Regions from separate parts of the Mus musculus genome. Here region 2 is linked to region 1. A link is a loop called in an ENCODE intact Hi-C map of the cell type or tissue named here. Cell type or tissue: gastrocnemius. All regions are shown on one strand. Links, peaks and the distances in the headings refer to the core of each region. The heading gives the core; the rest is flanking DNA.

Evidence for each region. Peaks named below come from ENCODE experiments on the same cell type or tissue, not always from the same donor. Only the 100,000 strongest peaks of a DNase experiment are listed, where the experiment ranks them.
Region 2: it touches region 1 in a loop (6-fold over the local background); 22 of 42 quality-filtered maps call a loop at or near these places.

What each region holds. Positions count from the first base shown.
Region 1 is chr10:44,291,248-44,293,747 of GRCm38, forward strand. The region is part of intron 3 of Atg5 (autophagy related 5); the gene reads left to right. Among named protein-coding and RNA genes, the nearest start is that of Atg5, 24 kb to the left of the region's middle. In gastrocnemius, for the core only: a CTCF peak has its summit at 1,166 (motif pointing right); no DNase peak of the experiment used is centred there.
Region 2 is chr10:44,452,194-44,457,608 of GRCm38, forward strand. It overlaps Prdm1 (PR domain containing 1, with ZNF domain), which reads right to left. Exons shown (of 7, transcript NM_007548.4): 2 at 4,432-4,677. Among named protein-coding and RNA genes, the nearest start is that of Prdm1, 3.8 kb to the right of the region's middle. In gastrocnemius, for the core only: a CTCF peak has its summit at 2,790; no DNase peak of the experiment used is centred there; H3K4me3 peaks cover 1,851 bases; H3K27ac peaks cover 1,868 bases.

The DNA of each region.
Region 1 (2,500 bases), core at 1-2,500:
TTATTTATTGTGCTTCCAACCTGTTTCAAGTAGAGAAGTTACAAAGGGAAGGCTGTGGGAGAGGTGGAAATACACTGGGTTCCTGCATTCATGTTTCCATTTGCATCCATTTGGTTGCAGAAAGGTGTTGACTAGGACGATTTAAAAATAAAATTTGAAAAATACAAATAGGTTAAGGCACTTTCTCCCAATCTGGAAATATTAAAATGAAGAGGCTTTGAAAGAGGCTAAGAAATAAAGGAAATTACTTAGGTATAAATAATCTTGTGTCGCTGACAAGGACAACTTAGAAGGAGTTAACTTCTAGGATCTAGGTTATATTTTTAAGGTCATGTCTCCTAGATACCACATCAATAATGTTTGGACCAATTTCTTCTTTTTACTTCAGTAGAGTGATTTGGCTTATGTTAGCTTCCTACATCCTTTGAGAAAGCATCCTGCCTCCACCCATCACTGGGGGTTGAACCAGGGGTCTTGGGCATTGTAGGCAATTCTCTTCCTCTGAACTTTATTCTCAGCTCTCTTGAAAGTCTTTTTCCCTCCTAGTCAGGATCTCTGTATCCCAGGCTGATGAATGCTCACTCTGTTATCCAAGCTTGTGTCGATCACTGTGTTTCTGACTGTGGCCTCTCAGCTGTTGAGATAACAGGTGTATGCCAGTGATTGCCTTGACAAGAGCTTCAGCTCATGACTTGAACTGCTGTCAATCTGCTGAACAGTTTCCCCTTAATCTGTTCTCTAATTTCCTAGTTGCTTATTTTAATTTGCCCAAATTATAACAGAAAGCTATTTAAGAAAAGTAGTAGACAGACTGAATGTCCAACAAGTTAAAGGACAAGCCTAGCATAACGGTCATGCTTTTAATCCTAACACTCAGAAGGCAGAGGCAGGCAGATCTCTGAGTTTTAGGGCAGCCTGGTTTACATAGTGAGTTCCAGGACAGAGCTATATAGAGAGGCCCTGTCTCAAAAAAGAAAAACCGTTATTGGTGCATAGATAGGTTCTAGGTCATAGTCCTTTGTAGGTTACAAGTGCTTTGTCTTTGTCATGGAGCCCAGCCCCAGCCCTCATGCATTTGTGTTGCTAACTTTTAAGTTATCTGAGATACAGAAGTGTTGGTCCATCTGAAAACTGTCCTTTTTGGAATGACCTAACTAGACAGCAGAGGGTGCTCTAACACTGCAGTTTAAGGAGTGAAGTTTCGTATTACTGAAACTTAAGTATTCATTACGTGTATTTGATACTTGCAGACTGTAATTATCTTAAGAGAACAGTTCCATATTCTCTGAAGGCTACTTTGGCAGTATATCATATTAATGGGTAAAATCAGTTGGGTTTGTTGCTCAATAGGAGAATACTGGCCTCACCTATACAAGGCCCTAGGTTTAATTCCCTACTGCTGCAGGGAAAGATAATGGGGAGAAGAAAGAAAATGAATTATATCTTCAACATTTGAGTAAAAAATTAAGAAAGTTCTTTTGTTTTGGTAATTGTAAGATAAATATATCTCTGCTGTGATTTTTAAATATTGTATAAACCATTTTCAGAATGGGGACTGTAGAAGTAAGAAGTTAATACTGACTTCTGAATTGAAAAACAAACCAAAAAATCCTGCTGACCTTAAACGTAAATAGGATGCAGTGACTGAGCAGCACGTGTGACCTCCAGTGCACACTCACACAAGATGTCCAGTGCACACTCACATGCAGCTCTCTTGAGAACTCGGGATGCTCGTCACAGTTTGTAAATAATGTGGAGATTACTCCCTTGGCTCCATGTTTTGTCATTTTTAGCTTTTCCATTCATTTTTGTAAGGTTGTGAGTTTGGGGAATTTAAAAAAATATTTTGTAAAATGGGCCTTTTCAGGGTCAGGGTCAGACTCAGGTCTTGTAACTAGGCGAGAGTACATTTAATTACTTGGGTTTTTTGTTGGTGTTGCCCTTGATTTACTCAGTAAAAAATAACTTGTGAATCTTCAATGTGGTGATTTTTCTGGGTAAGAGGCATTTATATCTATGGCATGACTTGGGGCAGTCGTGTCCAGTGTATGGACCATCCATGCGTGCCCACCCATGCCATTTGAGTGCTTGTGCAGTTAGAGGACAACTTTTGGGAGTCTGTTCTCCAGCTCAGTCTAGGATTGGTAGGTAGCATTAAATATGCAGGCTTGTTTGACCCTCCCTCCCCCCCTCCCTCCCTCTCTTCTTTCATTCCTCCCATTCATTCATCCATCCATCCATCCATTCATTATTGAATGCAGGGTTATACATAGCCCTGGTTGGTGTCAAACTTTCTGTGTTGCTGAAATTAAGCATTGAATTCTGGATCCTGCCTCCATTTCTTGAACGCTGGGATTATAGACAAGTTCAGTCATGCCTAGAGGGTTTTGATGCTTTTTGTAATAACTATTCTGAATCTGTATTAAGAGTCTGTAACTGTATATGATATACATACATAATATTATCACAGACCAGGGGGTTTCCTGCTCTTTAGGTGAGT
Region 2 (5,415 bases), core at 1,673-4,172, 160 kb after region 1:
AAGAAAGAAGGTACAAGCTATCTAGGACCTTTTAGGCACAACTATGGAGTTGGCACTGTAGCTGTTTAAGTCAGTGTTTGGAGCGCCTGCCATCTTTAACCTTACAAATGCAACTCAACAGACAAGTCATGTGAATGAGAGAAAAAGGAGTAACCAGAAATTCTGGGGTGGCTTCAAGTCCCAGCCACTCTGAGGCAGAGGCAAGAGATTATTGAGTCCAAGGTCAGTCTGGGAAATATAACCAGACCAAAATGCAATATTAGATTGTTTTTATGAGTACAATAGGACCTTGATATTTAAAATTCCTACTATACACAGAGCTGAAGAACACGAGGAAATTCACACTGATAGGTAAACAGAGACACACAATTCAGCATTCTGAGGTTAGAGGAACCCTGTAGCTTCGAAATCACCTGTCTCACTAGGTGTGGTGTGGTGCATGCCTCTAATCATAGCATGCAGGAAGATCAGCAGCTTGTGGCCTGCATTCCGACTACAGACATCTCAAGATTCTATCTCAGAAAAAAGAACATCAAATAAACCACCTATAGCCATCTCAAGTTCAGCATGCTAACAACACACAATAAACACCTTCACGTCTAATCCATGTCTGATTCCTTAATCAAAGAAGACATAGAAACTGCGGCTCTAAGGTTATGGTGATTGTGGGGTGTCTTAGGATGGGGGTAAGAGCCAGGGTTGTTCTTAATGGAAAGCAGGAAACTGATCCAGATGAGTGTCTTAGCCCAACCCATCTTCCTAACCCATTGTTTACAGTGCCCTACCCTAGGAACAAGCAGAGGGCACAGAGAAACTTGACCTGTGCTTTGAGTTGCACACTGCTAAAAAGACCAAGAGTGTGCTCACCTAACTGAGGAAAGAAACTTCACTGGAACTGACCAGGGTCCTAAAGAATTACTCCTGGGGACTGGCTGCTGTGTGCCTTCCCTACACCCATCAGGAAGAGAAAGAGGCCTCCTTAGGCTGCCCATGCTTCAGCCCCACGGAAGCTCTTCATGGCTTGCTTGACTTGCGGAGCCGACCCCTCTGCCACCTGGGCACATCTGTCTCTGTCAGTGGCTTTGGCTATAGGACACAAACTGGAGCTCAGAGACAAAAAGCAGAGCTTCTTTTTAACTTTAGAAAAGAAAGATTCCTACAGTGCAGGATGGAGTGAGTGGGAGTGGGAGTACAGAATGAAAGTCGGATGATAAGGGCAGCATAGGTCTGTTTGTTTGCTTTCAAAACAAACAGCCATTTAGAGAGTGTTCGATATAGGAGCCCAGTAGAAAGCAGGGGGATTTGAAAGGAGACACTATTCAGTTCCAAAAGTGGCCTGAGTTTCCTCACTTCAAATTAAGGTTACTTTAATTACTTGCTGTTTTTCCCCTCCCCAAATCTCGCCCAACAATTAGATTTCCTTTCCTGTATTTTTACTATAAGGGTATAGACCGAGATATCAAGTCTGTACTTCAGTCCAGTTTTCAAAGGAATTAGCAGGTGTTTTTGAAAGGTCTCCTGCTTCGTGTTATCTTTATGTGAAGGGAGATGTGGTGGCACTCTGGCACATACTACCAAATAAAAAAGTCCGGAGGTGGAATTGCATGTTGTGCTGAGATTCCATACAGATGGCTCAATTTAATAATGGACTTCAATCAGAATGGACACCATGTCCCTAGATCTGCCTGATGTTTGTCACCACTCAACTTCAGACCAGAGTCAGAGGAGCCACACAGTGCCTGAGGACAAGCCACCTCAGCTGACAGCAGAAAGTTGTCCTGGATACTGCTCTCCCAATGTCAAAACTGATTTTTTTTTAATGCAGTCAAATATTCAGAGATTATTTCAGGAGGACGAGGGGGAAATCCCACGGAAGAAGAACCCACCCGGTTAAACGTTCTAAAAGTTTTGAAGAGTGTGCTTGTACTTGGTTTTAGATCTGGAAATAGGAAGTAAGAATGATCAAACGGCCCCAATAAAAGAACAGAATGATTCTGAGCCAGAGCTAAAAATTGATGTTAAGATCAGAAATACAGTTTGCATGTTTTGTTTTTAAATCAAGGGGGTGGGGGTGGGGGTGGGAAGGTGCTGACACATAGCACAAATTCATAATGAAAAATGATCTTGTTTTTTTTTTTTTTAAAAAAAAAGTCCCCAGGATGTCAGCACACAGTACATAAAGTAACAGCTTTTGCTATTTTAATGAAAACATTTAAAGATGGGCAAGCCAGATCAGTCAGATAAAAGCTACACGTAGAAAGGCCTTTCCCTGTTTCTACAGCTCATGGAACTCACAGAACTAACTGAACAATGGTAATGTAAACACTTCCTCCATCCTAGATGCTTCTGGCCTGGAACTGGTTTGCAGCTATCACACCCTCAATGGCTCAATTCTGTCCTTCTCTTTCACCACCCCAAGGGACCTGTCCCAAAGTTCAAAACAGAAGGCGCTGGAGAGAAGGGAAAAACAGGCCCACATTTTGGTGTATGCTTAGGATAGGATGATGCTTAAATTTTGTTTCCTGGTGGCTTTCATGATTGAGGACCGAAGAGGTGCTACCACAACGATTTGACTTTTCTTTCGGTAAAACATAGAGTAGGCTCAAAGAACCCTGACTTTCTGTGTGTTGTGAAGGGCACCCTGTCAGAAACACAAGAGCTGCCTCTTTCTGGTTGCTTAACATACAGAGATGGGAAGGAATTCAGCAGAAAAGAAACAGAATCAAACAGGCTTAGTGAAAAGCTGTGCCTGAATTATGCTAAGATAAATAAAGCCACAGTGACACCAAGAGGGACCAGAGTAGCATGATCTAGAAACACCTGGAGCAATCAGAGAACTTTGCTCCCAGTCTGGGCCTGGCTGTAACTCTAGCCTTCGGGGAAGTTGACTATCTGAACCTTGAACTAAATGATCTAATAGCATAACTCCGTTCAGCCATAGTTTTCAGTAGAACAACAAAAATTGAAAAACTTTATAGGGCTGAGCTGAGAAGGACTCTGAAGGAGAACAGAGCCGATGACAAAAAACCAGGAGTCTTTATTTCTATCCCAACAGGCTACAGAGACAACAGGACATGAATGGCCCTTTTTGAAGGGACCAATATTTAGGCAAATCTGATGGGGGGAGAACACACTACACCTTTTAAAGCCACAGCCAGACCTCAAATACCCAAACAAACGCCACATTGACTCCACGGGTTACATACTCAGAGGCTTTCTGTTGAGAAGAACATTGTTTTCAGAAAGAGGTATAATTAAGGGTGACCTCTGGGGTTACAATTTTTTTTGGTGGTATTTATACACAAACTACAATTTAAAATTTGCTTTTCATAAAACAAATAAGTCTCCCATCAGAAATAGAACAAAGAGTGGAGCTTTAGTGAAACACAAGGTAGAATTCCTCTCTTTAAGTTTAGCTCTCGGTCTTTGCCACCTCCCTCCTTCCCCCCCCAAACCCTGAACTGAGACACACAAACAGGAAAGAGACAGTGTTTCCCCAACTCTGGAGTTTCTTTCCCATGTTGTCGCTTAGGGAAGGAGGAAAGTGACCTGGCACTTTCATAATGCATAGTCCTAGGAGCAAATCTGGAATCCTTACAACACAGAATCCCTCCTTTCACTGCTCCCCAAAGACAGCAAGGATCAGAAACCACAGCACTGTGGGCAATGGTGATGGTGGGAAGTCTCCTGAGGGCTAGCCTCAGCAACTTAAGCCATCAGGAGAGCAACTGCAGCAGCCAGATTCTCAGAGCAAGGAGTTATTTTGCAAATCACTTCACAGCCGACTCTAATTGTTATATAAACACAAATCAGGTGCTCCTCAGGTGTTCTGTGTCTTTGATACAAAGAGTGTACCCACTTCAGAAGCCATAAAACATGGACCTGCCGGCCTGGCCCAGGCCAGGGAGCTGCCACAGGTAAAGGGTGGTTAGTGAAGTCATCCTGACAGAGGACACTTTTACGTGACCCTCTTCCTGGTTAATGCCATCTCTTCAGTTCATAAACACGTCAAGGTTTTGAGAATAATTTTAGAAACCCAGCTAATAAAGCTGGCTCGTTAAAAGAATAAAGCCATCTCATGAGCAGAGGAAAAACTTCTTTTTCTAAGGAAGTTTCTTTCCTTTAAAACTGTCATCCAAGAGGGCCAGGGGGTGAAGCACTGAGCCCTTTACCATGCTGCCCACCAGTGCTGCCAGTTAGCTTTCCCAAGACATGTCAACTTGCCAAAAAATTTAACTGTTTACTAATTAGTATAGGACAGCTGAAGGGAGGAAGAAATGAATAGGAATTGGTTTGAAGAGAAAGCAAGGAAAACAGCCACTGGAGCGATCAATTATTTGCCAATGCATATAAATTCTCACGGTTCTCAGAGATAGTAGTAGGAGAGCTGGCCCAATTGCCAGTCAGACTTCAAGAAGGCAGCCGGCTTACCTCTTTGCTGTTGTTGGCAGCATACTTGAAAAGCAGGTTCCTTGGTAAGGATGCCTCGGCTTGAACAGAAGTACCCCCGTCAGCGCCGGAATCCCAGGGGTGGTCGTTCACTATGTATGTACACTTCTCTTCAAACTCGGCCTCTGTCCACAAAGTCATATCAGCGTCCTCCATGTCCATTTTCATGATCCCAGTCTCTGCCAGTCCTTGAAACTTCACGGAGCCGGAGCTAGACTTGGGGGCAGCCTGGAAGAGAAGGGAAAGGCTTTTAATCCCCATTGTCCGGCGCTCCTGTGCCTCCCTCTTAGAGGCTATGACTAACACGGTGCTCTGAAGACTTTAAAAGCTTGGAGTACTTGTACAGTTGAGTAAGAGTCCAAAGCCGTGTAAAGTAGACTGCCTTGAAGAAGCACGGTTTTAAAATGCAGCCTTTGGCTGAAAAAAAAAAAAAAAGCGTATATGTATATGTTAACCTCATCGGGAGAGAAAGAACAGCTACCTTTGAACAATCCTTGGCTTTATCACTCAAGGCAGAAATGTGTTGTGGGCGCTGCTGCGTCCTGTGTCCCGGGACGCCCGGGGTCATGGCCGCCAGACCCTCAGAGCTGTGGAAAAGCTGTCTCAGAGAAGTGTCACAAACAAGGGGAGGAAGAGGCAGGGGCGCTGCCTGCGTCTGAATGAAGCTAAAAATGGAAAACACGTGTGGTGCAGGAGCGGAACCCAGTCTGCCTTTTCCAAATGGGGAAAACTGAACTTTCCCACCAGCTCCCTAGCGAAGCAACTTTCAAAACAACTAGGTCCCCTCCCTCTGCCGCGCGCGCGCGCGCGTTCAGTCTCTTTCATCCTCCAGCAGGCAAGCCTGAGAGGGGTTGCATCCTGCCAGCATCCTTGAGTACCAGCCTTCCCGAGCTCCCATGGACCACAGGAAAAGAAAAATTGGGGAAGAGGGAAACACCCAGCAGTTTTGTTTGTTTTTTTAATCCG